2 separate regions of the Homo sapiens genome follow, and region 2 is linked to region 1. Evidence: chromatin contacts called from ENCODE Hi-C or POLR2A ChIA-PET data. All regions are on one chromosome and are shown on one strand. The core of a region is the stretch at or near the end of the contact, and the rest is flanking DNA. Distances in the headings are between cores, read along the strand shown.

The links. Hi-C counts contacts between places; a loop is a spot of excess contacts on that map. ChIA-PET counts read pairs that join two places held with the same protein, here RNA polymerase II (POLR2A). Pooled maps may share reads with other maps.
Region 2: a loop to region 1 is called in a pooled map, with 2.0 times the contacts of the local background. The contact joins two enhancer-like sites. A Hi-C loop is called at or near these places in 2 of 50 pooled maps. POLR2A ChIA-PET finds 5 or more read pairs at or near these places in 2 of 52 experiments (OCI-LY7 and activated CD4-positive, alpha-beta T cell).

Annotation. Positions count from the first base shown.
Region 1 is chr5:159,007,472-159,014,843 of GRCh38, forward strand. All of the region lies in intron 6 of EBF1 (EBF transcription factor 1), which reads right to left. Among named protein-coding and RNA genes, the nearest start is that of EBF1, 89 kb to the right of the region's middle. Within about 2 kb of position 3,725, at least 12 of the 41 ENCODE cell types and tissues checked have a DNase peak (open chromatin) inside an H3K27ac peak, as active enhancers do.
Region 2 is chr5:159,117,283-159,124,654 of GRCh38, forward strand. It overlaps LINC02202 (long intergenic non-protein coding RNA 2202), which reads left to right. Exons shown (of 3, transcript NR_109890.1): 3 at 1-196. Among named protein-coding and RNA genes, the nearest start is that of LINC02202, 20 kb to the left of the region's middle. Within about 2 kb of position 3,354, at least 3 of the 41 ENCODE cell types and tissues checked have a DNase peak (open chromatin) inside an H3K27ac peak, as active enhancers do.

The sequences.
Region 1 (7,372 bases), core at 2,475-4,974:
AGCAGTTCTAAGACCTCTAGAACAACATAGCTTTGGGTCTAATCCACTGAAAACACACTCTGTGCACATGAAAATTTGGTTCGCTCTGGTTGGGAAAAAGTGAGGAATGTGCTTGCCTCCAAATTAGAAGAGGGTCAAGAAAGCATTTAAAAAATATATTCCTCCATGAATGACCAAGTAGCCAGGGCCCCTTCGTGCACCTGAGAGATTTGCCAGCCAAGATGCAGATCAATTCCTGAAAGAAGCATTCATACCTTAAATATGCATTTATTCTCTCCCCCTCCACCAAAATGCACAGTTCCAATTTTTTTTTTCAAAAATAGGAGTTCAGAAATGAGGGGTGTTAGAAACACATAAGTTCTATTTGTTTAAACCAAAGTTAAGTATCATGAGATATGAAGGAAAGAAAAATCTTAGCAACCAGATAGATCCCAGTCACCCAACAAATGTTAAAATTGATTTTACAAGTTATTTTCTCCAAATTGGAAAGCAGCTTTCTACCATAGCATACCAAGTGAACAATGATCCATTTAATCATGATGTGGGAGATAGATTTTATTTGCTAGCATGTAAGAGCTGCTTCAGGTTCACTACTCTTCAATACTATTTCACCTAACAGTCTGAACAACTCATCATGGTTCCATGTGTAAGAATAAGAGATTATTTCTATTGAAACAAGTGGTACCAAAAAAAAGTAAAATAAAATGAGATCACTAGAAGTTTAAGAAGTCAAACTTTTGACCCAGGAATTCCATGTCTAGAAATCTATTCTAAGATTGTAATCAGAGCAACAGTTGAAGATTTATATTCAAAGGTGTTCATCACATGATATTTATAACCATGAAAAACTGGAAATAACTAAAATATCCAATAGCGAGGATCTTTTTAAAAATCACACACACACACACTTTAGTTAACAAACAGATGAGGAGACTGATATGAAAGAAAATAAAAGAAAAAGAGAAAATACACCTCAAATGCATTTATCTGGGAGTTGGTGTGAATAAATCATTTTGGTCTCCTTTTTAAACGTTTTCTTTTCTTTTTCTTTTCTTTTTTTTTTTTTTTAAGACAGAGTCTTGCTCTGTTATGAAGGCAGGCTGGACAGCAGTGGCACAATCTGGACTCACTGCAGCCTCAGCCTCCTGGGCTTCAACGATTCTCCCGCCTCAGCCTCCCAAGTAGTTGGGATTCTAGGTATGCACCACCACGCCCGGCTAATTTTTTTGTTGTTGTTGTATTTTTAGTAGAGACAAGGTTTCACCATGTTGACCAGGCTGGTCTCAAACTCCTGACCTGACGTGATTCGCCCACCTTGGCCTCCCAAAGTGCTGGGATTACAGGTGTGAGCCACCGCGCCCAGCCTAAACATTTTCATATTTTCCAAGTCCTCTATAACAAGTAATATTAGCAAAGGGACACTTTAAAAATGTCAAAATGGCTTTTATCAGTTTAAATTCTAATTAACATTATCTCTTTTAGACTCAAGGAATGTAAGATGCTGGAAGTAGGAGGTGATTTTGACCTTGGCCAGGGGGAAGCTCAGCCAGTGGAAAGCTCTCCCAGCCTCATGCTCTCCTCAACTACAGGAGCTCTGCTTTTATTTACTTTAATTATATTTTTAACTTGATGTCAAGCCAAGCCCTTTTTAATTTATGAAGGAGAAAACCCCCCAGAAAAGTTAGAAGTCTTGCCTAAAGTCACACAGCTTGTTAGTTGAAGATCTCATATTAAAACTCAGATGTCTTCATTCAGATAATCCTGTGTCCACTTTGTGGTTCTGTCTGTCCAACAAAGAGCGCATGTTTTCTGTTAATTGTTTTATAGTGTTAAGAGACCCACACAGAACTACCCAAATTGTCTTGCACAGTATTTCCTCCTTCAAAACCTACCCTCAACCTCGTGATTGTGTGGAACTTGACAAAAGAGCCTCGTTTAAGAAATGCCACTAGAAGCCAGTTAACAATAAAATATCACACTTTCTTTACTATGCCAGCCCTGGTCTTAAAGTATCTTTGTAAATGATCATGTCTCCTTAAACTTTAGAGTGAGAATTCATACTATGAATACGAAAAAGATGGCAGACTTACTGAGGACAACTTCCTGTTATCCAGGAGATAACTATTTTAGACATCACACAAAAAACAAGCAAAAAAAATTAGCTGGGCACGGTGGTGCACACCTGTAGTCCCAGCTACTCAGGAGGCTGAGGCAGGAGAGTCCCTTGAGCCAAGGAAGTCCAGGCTGCAGTGAGCTGAGATCTGCACTCCAGCCTGGGCAAGAGAGCAAGACCCCATCTCAAAAAAAAAAAAAAAGCAAAAATAAATTAAAGATGATATAGTACGTGATATTAGCATAGCTGACACTTGTTTTTTCATGCAAAAGAAACGTGGAAAACCTCAAAATTATTTCATTTTATCTCTGCATAATTTGTGGTTAGATTTTGAAAGTGCATCAGAACTTACTCCCTTTGCAATTATGTATGACTTACTCAAAATCTAAAATTCAGGCAATCCTCAAAATATTAACCATTGTACCAAAATACCAAATACAGGCTTGACACTTAAGTACTAAGCTAATGCTGAAATCATATTTGAATGATGATGCCAGGTGAGCATGAAAGTATACAGCCCGAAAGAGTAAAGTCTAATTATTGAAACAAAAGACAGAAGTTATGCTAAGTCATGGGCAAATTTTCAATAAGGTATCTGACCAAAAAAAGTCACGATATCCTCGCAGATGAGATGGAGATGAGTAGGAGGGTGGACAGACACAGACAGAGGAATGTAGTTTGCAGAATTCTGATCTGGATAAATAACCTTACCTACAGAGGTTACCAAAAGCTCTATGGGCAAATGCAAAACCAATTTCTGCTCTTGCAACACCTTCAGTATATTACCTGTCCACTATTTACACAATTGCTTCTTCTGTGTTCTATTGTTCCAAAAATTATTTATCTTTTTGCAAACAAAGAGGAAATGGTCTATGCTAGGTTTAAAACCCCGGAAAATACTCCCCCCCAGAAGCATGACTAGTTTGCATCTTTTGGACAGCTAAGATCAAAGTGATTTAAAATGTTTATTTTTAAAGTAAACCATTTATACTGATCTTTGAAAAAGCTCTTTCGCCCTTTAAGAACTGTATTTGTCTCCACAACTCTTTTAGAGACATACTAAAGTCACACTACATTCAAGATGGCACCATCAGAATTGTCCTGCCTGATTTATCTGACACCATCTCAATGTCAGCTCCACAGGGAGTAGATCCAAAGGAGGGCAGGGAAACGCATAAGGCTGGACCTGTACAGCAAGAGCCTCCATGAGCCCCGTAACGAGATGATGTACGCCACAGGGCTCTTTAATTGAAAAAAGCTGCAAAGAAACAATACCAAGGGGAAATCATAAACAGTGTTTTTTGGGATCACTTAAGAAAGTAACCTTCGTGAATCTCCAACTTCTGTTTACAGAGAAGGAAGTTACAACTTAAAGTCCAGTTCCTTGCAAATTATAGACACACACCATAAAACAGTAGATACAAAATGCCACAAAGACTTTGCGGGGAGGGTGAGCCCTGCTCCCTTTCCTTTTCAAATCTGGAGTGTGATTTGAATTGCATCAGGGTCACCGTATCTGGAGGAGTTTTCCCAGCCGCCTAACTTTATTTCACATCTCAAGCACAACGCTTCTTTTATGAAAACCCAGCTTAAATATTAATGCGTGTTTTCTTAAGGAAGTTGAAGGCAAATCAACTTCCTGGTACCCAGGGTATCTGATTTCTAAAATGGTCTAACACTGATTGTCACAGCTCCGCCAGATGTGAAGGGTGAAGCTCTGTAAAAAACGGAAAGGCCAGCTTTCAGGCTCTCTGCTGTGCAGGTCCCACGCCTCCCTGAGCTGCATCCTCTGAGAGTATATTTTTGTTAGCTGGCTGCCGGAAGCCCTCAACTGCCCGAGTTGTTTTGCGATCCTATAAGGACCTTCCCAGCCCTGCTGTCAGCCCTGAAATTAAGAGTGTGTTTGTGTTGGTAAGTTTGGGGGGCTGGTTAAAATAATAAGTATTTTCATCAACATCGCTGTTTCAGCAGAATGGAAGCGGGTGGGGTACCAGAGCAGGGCTCCAAAGTTTGCTAAAAAGCCTATTTTGAGAAAACCTTTGTTCTAAATACTCTTGTTACCTCCTGCATCAAGAAACAATGTCTTTTGTTAGAACCCCCCCTTCTCTGACTGCTGCGTTTGTTTACTGACATTTTCAATACTGGGCAATACAAAGAGCATTTCCTCATATTAACTCCAAATGTCACAAAGAACAAAATCTGGTTCTAAAGAAGCCTGTCTAACCAGATAAGATGGGTTCTGCTAAGAAAAAATATAATGAAAATAAATCTTGCGCTTTAATGTGGCCCACATAGCCTTTGTGGAGCCTTTTCTTTGACTTTCTTGCTGTGTCATTCGGAAGCCACTTGGCTTTGCATCACTCTAACCAAGAGAGACCTTACTGCAATGACCCTGGTCTCTGCTTAGAAAATGCTGACATGTGGCCGGGTGCAGTGACTCACGCCTGTAATCCCAGCACTTTGGGAGGCCAAGGCAGGCGGATCACAAGGTCCAGAGTTCAAGACCAACCTGGCCAACATGGTGAAACCCCATCTCTACTAAAAATACATAAATTAGCTGGGTGTGGTGGCACGCGCCTGTAATCCCAGCTACTCGGGAGGCTGAGGCAGGAGAATGGCTTGAACCCAGGAGGCGGAGATTGCAGTGAGCTGAGATCGCGCCACTGCATTCTCGCCTGGCAACAGAGACAGACTCTGTCTCAAAAAAAAAAAAGAAAAAAGAAAAGAAAAGAAAAGAAAATGCTGACATGTGATTTGAAGAACATTTGGCTTCCATATTAGTTAAGAGTCTAATCATGGCCACTGCCATGGGCTGAATTGTGTCCCATTCCACTCCAAAATTCATATGTTGAAGTCCTAACCCCCAGTACCTCAGAATGTGACTGTATTTGGAGAGTCTTTTTTTTTTTCTTTTTTTAGACAGGGTCTCACTCTGTCACCCAGGCTGGATGGAGTGCAGTGGTGAGATCTCAGCTCACTGCATCCTCAACCTCCCAGGCTCAAGCAATCCTCTCACTTCAGCCTCCTGAGTAGCTGGGACTACAGGCAAGCCACTATGCTCTGCTAATTTTTGTACTTTTTTTTTGTAGAGTTTTGTAGAGAAAGGGTTTCGCCATGTTGGCCAGGTTGGTCTCAAACTCCTAGCCTCAGGCAATCCTCCCAACTTGGCAACCCAAAGTGCTGGAATTATAAGCATAAGCCACTGCACCCAGCCTTGGAGACAGGGTCTTTAAAGAGGTCATTAAAATTAAATAAGGTCATTGGGGTGGGCCTTAATCCAATATGACTGGTGTCCTTATAAGAGGAAGACATTAAAACACAGACATGCCCAGGGGAAGACCATGCAAAGGCACTGGAAGAAGACGGCGTCTACGAGCCAAGGAAAGAGGCCCTCAGAAGAAACCAACCCTAACAGCACTTTGATCTCAGACCTCTGGCCTCTAGAAGTGTGAGGAAATAGATTTCTGCTGTTTAGGCCACCTGGTCTGTGGTACTTTGTTATGGCAGCCCTGGCAAACCAGTGTGCCCATCATGCAACTGCTAAGCTTTAAATATATATTTATATTAAAGTCCTTTTTGAGCAGCCCTTCTAAGTTACCAGAGGATGATCCATAAGTAATATATGAATTTTCAAATTGGTTTATTCTGCGGATATTTGTGAAGCACCACGGCAAGCACAGGGAACAAGAAGGTCAGCAAAAGCAGACACAGGCCCTGCCCTCAGTGAGCTTACAGACTAAAGGAGGCAGGCATGAATCAAATAGTCTCCTAAGAGGACTCTAGGCATGTCTCTGAAGGACACAGGCCCAGTGTTATAAGAGTGAAAACAAAGAAGCCTGACAACTCAGGAACTCAGAGAGGCTTTCCTGGAAATAGCATCTGAAGGACGAGGAACACTTGAAGAGGCAGAGAGGCAAGGAAGGCACTCCAGGTAGAGGGGTCCAATTGCAGAAGGACCCCAAGGTACAGGGAGCATGAATGAGGCTGGAGGGCCCACAATGCTGTGCCTGAGATCCAGGCTGAGGCTGGTGAGGCAGAAGATCAGACCACTGGAGCCCTGTGGTGGTGCAGTGGAGACTGATCCAGATGGGTTCATCCAGTGGGAAACCAATAAGGACTTTAGCTTAACACCCCCACCCATCCCTATCGGCTGTACTAACACCTTGAGACTGATCCAAACTGAAGGCATAACACTCTCTGTCCCATGCACACCTATCCTTCCAGCTCACACTCCTCCCAAGCAAAGGTGTTCAATTTTAACACCACTTTTCAGCGCTCCAAAGAAGAGTTCCAACTTCTGGCTGAAAAAGTATGCCTCTCTCCTAAGCCAATCTAAAACAGTGGTAACCTGGATAGATATAAATATAGATCCAGATGTGAAATTTCCCAATTAGCCCACTCCTTTAAAGGGTAAGTTCCAAATTATTTTAAATTATAGTTACATCAACATTGGGCTTCCTAAGCACACAACATAAAATTGAGTTCTACAGAGAAAGGAACCATCTGTGAGAGTATCAACAGAAAGAGAAAGAAAGTCAACATTATCTTTTATTATTTCTTCTTCAAACTTTTAAAATTTCATGATCAGTGAATCTTACCACCTCAGCCTGACAGAAAAATAGATATTAAACTAAAGTTACATGGCAGGCAGAAGATTCCAAAGTATTATTTAATAGTGAAAACAGATCACGAAGGAGAAAATATAGAAAGCAAGCATGTTTCTCTAGTGACTATGTTACCATGTCCCCAAAATTAACAGAAATACGGAAGGCTTTGCCATGTTTTAATTAAAAAGAGCTATGTTTTAAATGATGCCAACTATAGGACATTATGCTAAATGCTTTCCAAAGTCTCACTTACTCCTCATGACACCCCTAACTAGAGTTATCCTAACTCCAGGAGTGTTATGAGGCACAAGTGAGAACAAGTAATCATCATTTTCATTTTATAGATGAAAAAGCAAGAGGAATCTAAGTGACTTGCCCAAAGTCACTATGGTGACAAGGTCTATTGCTGACCCCAAATATCTCTTTGCTCTTTCATATGAAGTTATAACATCCTCAATGTTTATTTGAGTACATGGCTGCCCATAATAAAAACTGTATTTCTCAAACTTCCTTAAAGCTAGGTAACCATGTGACCAATTCCTGGCCAATGAGATGAAAGCAGGGTGCTATCTGTAATATGCAAGCCGTATCATTAAGAGGAAGGGTCTGCCCTGCCCCTTTCCTTCCTCCATTCTGCTGCTAGGAATATTGC
Region 2 (7,372 bases), core at 2,104-4,603, 110 kb after region 1:
TGATAAAATATTCTATTTCATTAATTTTGTATAAGGGCATGTGTGAGAAGCATTGATATTTTTAAAATATAAAAATACAGCCTCTTTCTAATAAGCAAGAGCAATTGTTGATTTTTAAATTTTGTGTTTTTGGAGGCTTCCATTCACAAATCTGATTGTTTAAATAAATCTGTCTCCAGTAAATATGTTGGCACTTAGACTACGACTTCAGTTTCTTATGTTAAGATTTGTGGACTTCATACTGTCTTGAGATGTGCAAACGATTGTTGTTAAATAAGGACTTGGATAATATTCTTAAATAACTAGAATTAGATAAGGAATCTAAGCAAAGTTAATTTCCCCTTCCTTTTCCTTGATGCTAGTCCATAATCATATGCATAGTACTTCACATGCAGTTAAGCACTCAAATTCCATTATGTTGTGGGGATATCATGCCAACTTGGATATACTCAAGAATGTGAAAGACCAAAAATAGTATCATTGAGCTTCTGGTTTCCAGCCATGGCAGCTAGGTCATTCAAATCAACCCTCTACTACCAACATACACACACACACACACACACACACACACACACACACACACACGTCAAAATAAGTTTGAACTCTCCTGAAAAGGACTGAAAAGAAAAAAACAACAGTCGGAAATTCCCAGGACAATTTGAGGGGACAGATTTGTAACCAGAAAAAGGACTGGAATATCAGACACGAAACCAATTAGGCCTGAAAGCATTTCTGGTTATCGTTCACTTGGGCTCTGCTCAGGGGCTGTATGGGGAGAGGCAGCAAAGGTCAGGACTCAAAGCCATCCAAGGTGGGAAATTTTTAGGAGACCTCCTCAAATTAAGCTAGGATTTCAATGAGAATCCACAGAACCAACAGAAGGCAGAAACATCTGCACTCCACTCCTGTATTGAAAGTATCATACAGACTGAAATATCACCATAGTTAACCATGTGTAAAGAAGTAAATGACAAACTCTACAATATCTGCAGGAAACAGAAAAACTATAAAATTTGTCATACCAGATTTGAAAAAAAAATTTTATAAATAAAGACTAAAATAATGTTAACAATTCAGTGAATGGATTCAACAGCAGATTGGATAAGAGAGAACTAATGAATGGAAAGATAAATTAAACTATCCAACCGAAACATGGAGAAGGAAAAATAAAAACGAGAGTAAGACACAAGGAGGATATAGTGAGAAATCTAACATTGTGTCCTTGGGAGGAGAGGAAAGAGAAGATGAGGTGCAGGAAATGTTTGGAGAGAAAATGGCTGAGAATTTTCCAGAATCGAAGGAACATGTTAAATCTATAAATTGAGGAGATCCAGAGAACCCCAAGCAAGTAAAATAAAATCTGCAACTAGATGCACTATAGTAAAATTGCAGAAAAACAAAAGTAAATAGAAAAATATTTAAAACAGCCAGAGGGAAAAAAGATAAGCTACTTTTTTGTGTGTGTGTGAGACGGAGTCTCGCTCTGTCACGCAGGCTGGAGTGTAGTCGCGCAATCTCGGCTCACTGCAAGCTCCGCCTCCCAGGTTCACGCCATTCTCCCTCCGAGTAGCTGGGACTGCAGGCGCCCGCCACCACGTCCGGCTAATTTTTTTGTATTTTTAGTAGAGACGGGGTTTCACCCTGTTAGCCAGGATGGCCTTGATCTCCTGACCTCGTGATCCTCCCGCCTCCGCCTCCCAAAGTGCTGGTGAGAGGTGACAGCATGCTGGCAGCCCTTGCAGCCCTCGCTCGCTCTCGGCGCCTCCTCGACCTTGGCACCCACTCTGGCCGCGCTTGAGGAGCCCTTCAGCTCGCTGCTGCTCTGTAGGAGCCCCTTTCTGGGCTGGCCAAGGCCGGAGCCGGCTCCATCAGCTTGCGGAGAGGTGTGGAGGGAGAGGCGCGGGCAGGAACCGGAGCTGCACGCGGCGCTTGCGGGCCAGCGTGAGTTCCGGGTGGGCGTGGGCTCGGCGGGCCCCGCACTCAGAGCGGCGGGCCCGCCTGCAAGCCCTGGGCAGTGAGGGGCTTAGCACCTGGGCCAGCAGCTGCTGTGCTTGATTTCTCACCTGGCCTTAGCTGCCCCCGCAGGGCAGGGCTCGGGACCTGCAGCCTGCCATGCATGAGCCTCCCCCCACCTGCCATGGGCTCCTGCGCAGCCCCAGCCTCCTGGAGGAGCACCGCTCCCTGCTCCACGGCACCCAGTCCCATCGACCGCCTAAGGGCTGAGGAGTGCGGGTGCAGGGCGCATGGGACTGGCAGGCAGCTCCACCTGTGGCCCTGGTGCGGGATCCACTGAGTGAAGCCAGCTGGGTTCCTGAGTCTGGTGGGGACTTGGAGAACCTTTATGTCTAGCTAAGGGATTGTAAATACACCAATCAGCACTCTGTATCTAGCTCAAGGTTTGTAAACACGCCAATCAGCACCCTGTGTCTAGCTCAGGGTTTATGAATGCACCAATCGGCACTCTGTATCTAGTTAATCTGGTGGGGACTTGGAGAATCTTTATGTCTAGCTAAGGGATTGTGAATGCACCAATCGGCACTCTGTATCTAGCTCAAGGTTTGTAAATGCACCAATCAGCACTCTGCGTCTAGCTCAGGGTTTGTATGTAAATACACCAATGGACACTCAGTATCTAGCTAATCTAGTGGGGGGACATGGAGAACTTTTGTATCTAGCTCAGGGATTGTAAACCCACCAATCAGCACCCTGTCAAAACAGACCATTCAGCTCTCTGCAAAACAGACCAATCGGCTCTCTGTAAAATGGACCAATCAGCAGGATGTGGGTGGTGCCAGATAAGAGAATAAAAGCAAGCTGCCCAAGCCAGCAGTGGCAAGGGTCTGGAGTCCACTTCCACACTGTGGAAGTGTTGTTCTTTCACTTTTCCCAGTGAATCTTGCTGCTGTTCACGCTTTGGGTCCACACTGCCTTTATGAGCTGTAACACTCACCGCAAAGGTCTGCAGTTTCACTCCTGAGCTAGTGAGACCAGGAACCCACCAGAAGGAAGAAACTCCGAACACATCCGAACATCTGAAGGAAAGCGCTGTCTTTAAGAACTGTAACACTCACGGCGAGGGTCCGTGGCTTCATTCCTGAAGTCAGTGAGACCAAGAACCCACCAATTCCTGACACACAGATTAGAGGCATGAGCCACCGCGCCCAGCCTGATAAGTAACTTTTTAAAGAATGGCAATTAGAATGATTCCAACGAAGAGCTAGCTCTTCTCTCAGCAGCAGTAATGGTAGAGAGAAGATAGTGAAATGGTGTCTTAAGTGTACCAAAATAAAATCGTTGCCACATAGAATTCTACACCCAGTGAAAGTGAAACTAAACCTGACAGAATTTGTTGTCAGCAGATTCTCACTACAGAAAATCACTTGCTGTACCTAGGCAGGAAGACAATGACACCGGAAAGAAGATCTGAGATGCATCAAACTTTGTGGAACAAAGCAAGTAGGTAATGTGGGTAAACAAAATAAGCATCGACTGTATAAAATAGCAATGAGAATTTCTAGTGGGGAAAAGGGGGGATTGATTAAAGTACTGGACAACAAAAGCATATGAGTTTGAAGAAGGGAAATACAGAAATAATAAAAGGTTCTTCTTTGTGGTTTCCCTGTGTTCCACGTTTGTCCAGGAAGGGAATAACATTCTGATCACTTGTAAACTTTGGTACACTAATTATGGAGGTTGGAATTTCTAGGATTAGTTTCCTACCCCTGCCATAACAGAGTACCACAAACTGGGGGACTTAAACAACAGAAATATATTCTTTCATAGTATCAGAGGCTAGAAGTCCAAAATCAAGGTGTTGGCAGGGCTATGTTCTCTCTGAAGGCTCTTGGGAAGAAGCCCTCTTTGCTTTTTCTAGCCTCTAGTAGTCTCAGGCATTCCTTGGCTTGTGGCAGTATTACTCCAATCTCTGACTCTGTCTTCACTGGGCTATCTTCCCCATATGTCACTGCCATCTCCTCTTACTAGGACGCCAGCCATATTGGATTAGGTTGCACCCTGATGACCTCATCTTAATTTGATTACATCTGCAAGACCCTATTTCAAAATAAGGTTACCGAGTGGAGGTGGGAGGTTAAGTCTTCAGTGTATCTTTTGGAGGGAAACAATTCAATCCATAATATAAGGTAACAACTACACATTATAGAACTAGCGTGTGTTACTTCCAAATGAGTAGGGGAAATTTCAGCAGTCCCTCCTTATCCCAGGTTTCACTTTCCTGCGTTTCAATTACCCAGGGTCAACCATGATCTGAAAATAGGCAAGTATATGTCTCTAAAAGAACCATTGAGTTAAAAAAAAATTGAAGAAAATAGATGAGTATAGTACAATAAGATATTCTGAGAGAGACCACACTCACATAACTTTCATTACCGTATGTTGTTATAATTGTTCTATTTTATTATTAGCTATTGTTGTTCATCTCTTATTGTGCTTAATTTATAAATTAAACTCTATCATAGGTAAGCATATATAGCAAAAAACATAGTATTGATAGGGTTTGGCACTATTAGCAGTTCCAGTCATCCACTGGGTGTCTTCAAAAGTATGTCCTGTGAATAAGGTGGGACTACTGTAATGGAATAATGATAAATATTCAGGATTAAAAATCATAATGATGCCAGGAGCGGTGGCTCACACCTGTAATCCCAGCACTTTGGGAGTCAAAGCAGGCAGATCACTTGAGGTCAGGAGTTCGAGACCAGTCTGGCCAATATGGCGAAACCCTGTCTCTACTGAAAATACAAAAATTATCTGGGCTTGGTGGTGGACACCTGTAATCCCAGCTACTCGGGAGGCTGAGACGGGAGAATCGCTTGCACCTGGGAGGCAGAGGTTGCAGTGAGCCAAGATCGCACTACCACTGTAGTCCAGCTTGGACTACCAAGTGAGACTCTGCCTCAAAAACAGTAATAATAATAATAATAATGATATCAAAACCTAACAAAAACAGTGTAAGAGAAGAATATAGGTTAATCCTATTCATTAACCTAGATTTTTAAAAATTTAAACAAAATATTAACAAATTGAATTCACAATATACAGGAAGGACAATAGCTCATGAACAAGTAGAATTTATCCTTTGATTTTAAGGTTGATGTAACATAATGAAAAGCAAGTAATTCACCACATTAATAGGTTAAAAGAGGAAAATCATATTGTCTTCATCACAATAGAAGCAGAAAAAAGTTGTTAATGTAGATAATAATAGTACATACTACTTAGCTTTATTGTGATGATAAAATGAATCTTTATCTAGTAATTAGTGCCTGGCATGTAGTAAACACTCAATAAAATCTTATATATAATCACTATTTATAAACTCTAACAGGCATTTTACACACATGTACAGAAGATACCCAAATGGCTAACCACACATAAGAAGGTGCTCAACTGTATTACAATTCAGGCAAATACAAAATAAAACCAGAGTAAGATAGTCTTATACCTATCAAACAGGCAAAAGTTAGGCTGGGTGCGATGGCTCATGCCAGTAATCCCAGCAATTTGGGAATATGAAGTGGGAGGATTGCTTGAGCCCAGGAGTTAGAGACCAGTCTGGGCAACCACGGGGAGACCCCATCTTTACAAAAAAAATTTTTTTTTAATTAGCTGGATGTGGTGGCACATGCCTATGGTCCCAGATCTTCAGGAGACTGAGGCAGGAGGATCACTTGAGCCCAGGAGGCTGAGGCTGCAGTGAGTCTGTCTGGGTCACAGAACAAGACCGTGTTTCAAAAAAAATAGTCAAAAGTTTAAAAGACTGACAATGCAAGTGTTACTTAATACATGTGAGAACTCTCATACACTGTTAATAAGTACAACCACTTTGGAACCAAGTCTGACATTATTTACAAAATATTTTACCCTATAATCTAGAAATTTCACCTCTAGGTATATACTCTACAGAAATGCCATTAAATCACCTAACATGTCAGGGATATATCTTACTTGGTCGTAGTGTATAATCCTATTTATATATTGCTAAATTCAAATTTCTAATATTTTGTTGAGAATGTTTGTATCTATGTTCATGAAGGAAATTGGTCTGTAGTTTTCTTTTCCAGTGAGGTCATTGTCTGGTTTTGGTAACAGGGTAATAGTGACTTCATCAAGTGAGTTCAGAAGTGTTCCCTCCCCCCTCTATTTTTGGAAAAAGTATTTGAAGGATTGGTATTATTTCTTTAAATATTTGATTGAATTTACCGGTAAAATCATCTGGTTCTGGACTATTCTCTCTGGAAATATTTTTTAATTGCTAATTCAATTTCTTTTAAATTCAAATATTTGAGGTTTACTCAGACTTTTTAAATTGCTAATTCTTCTTTTTATAATGTTTTGGAATGCATTGAGTTTATACAGGTGTAATGATGTGTTGAAATCTTGTGTTCTCCAAGGAAGCTTCTTTTTAAAAAAATTATGGTAAAACTGCATAACATAAAATTTACCATCTGAGTCATTTTTAAGTGTACAGTTCAGTAGTGTTAAGTACAGTCAAACTTGTGCAACCAATCTCCAGAACTATTTTCATCAAACTGAAACTCTATACCACTAAACATCTCCCCATTCTCCCCTCCTCCCGCAACCACCATTCTACTTTCTGTGTCTATAAATTTGACTAATCTAGGCACCTCATACAAGTGGAATCATATAGCGTTTGTCTTTTGTTTTTGAGGCAGAGTACCCCTCTGTCATGCAGGCTGGAGTGCAATGGCACAATCTTGACTCACTACAACCTCTGCCTTCTGCGTTCAAGTGATTCTCATGCCTCTGCCACCCAAATAGCTGGGATTATATGTACACACCACCAGGCCCAGCTAATTTTTTTGTACAGACAGAGTTTCACCATGTTGACCAGGCTGGTCTTGAACCCCTGACCTCAAGTTATCCATCTTCCTCGGCCTCCCCAAATGCTGGGATTACAGGTGCGAGCCACCGCACCCAGCTGTGTTTGTCTTTTTTGTGACTGAAGTAAGTTCAGAGTTTATTTATGTGGTAGCGTGTGTCAGAATTTCCTTCTTTTTCAAGGTTGAACAATATTCCATTACATGTGTACACCACATTTGTTAATTCATTCACTTGTCAATGAATGCTTGGGTTGCTTCTACCTTATGGCTATTGGGAATAATGCTGCTATGAACATAAGTGTTCAATTTCTTCACTTCTAATCTATCCATATTTTCTATTTCTTAGTGTTTGTAATTTACATTTTTCAAGGAATGTTCTCATTTCATCTAAGTTGTCTAATTTGTTGGTATAAAGTTATTCATAATATTTTCATATAATCCTTTTAATTCCCACAGTGTTGGTAATAACGTCCATTCTTTAATTTCTGATTTTAACAATCTGTATCTTC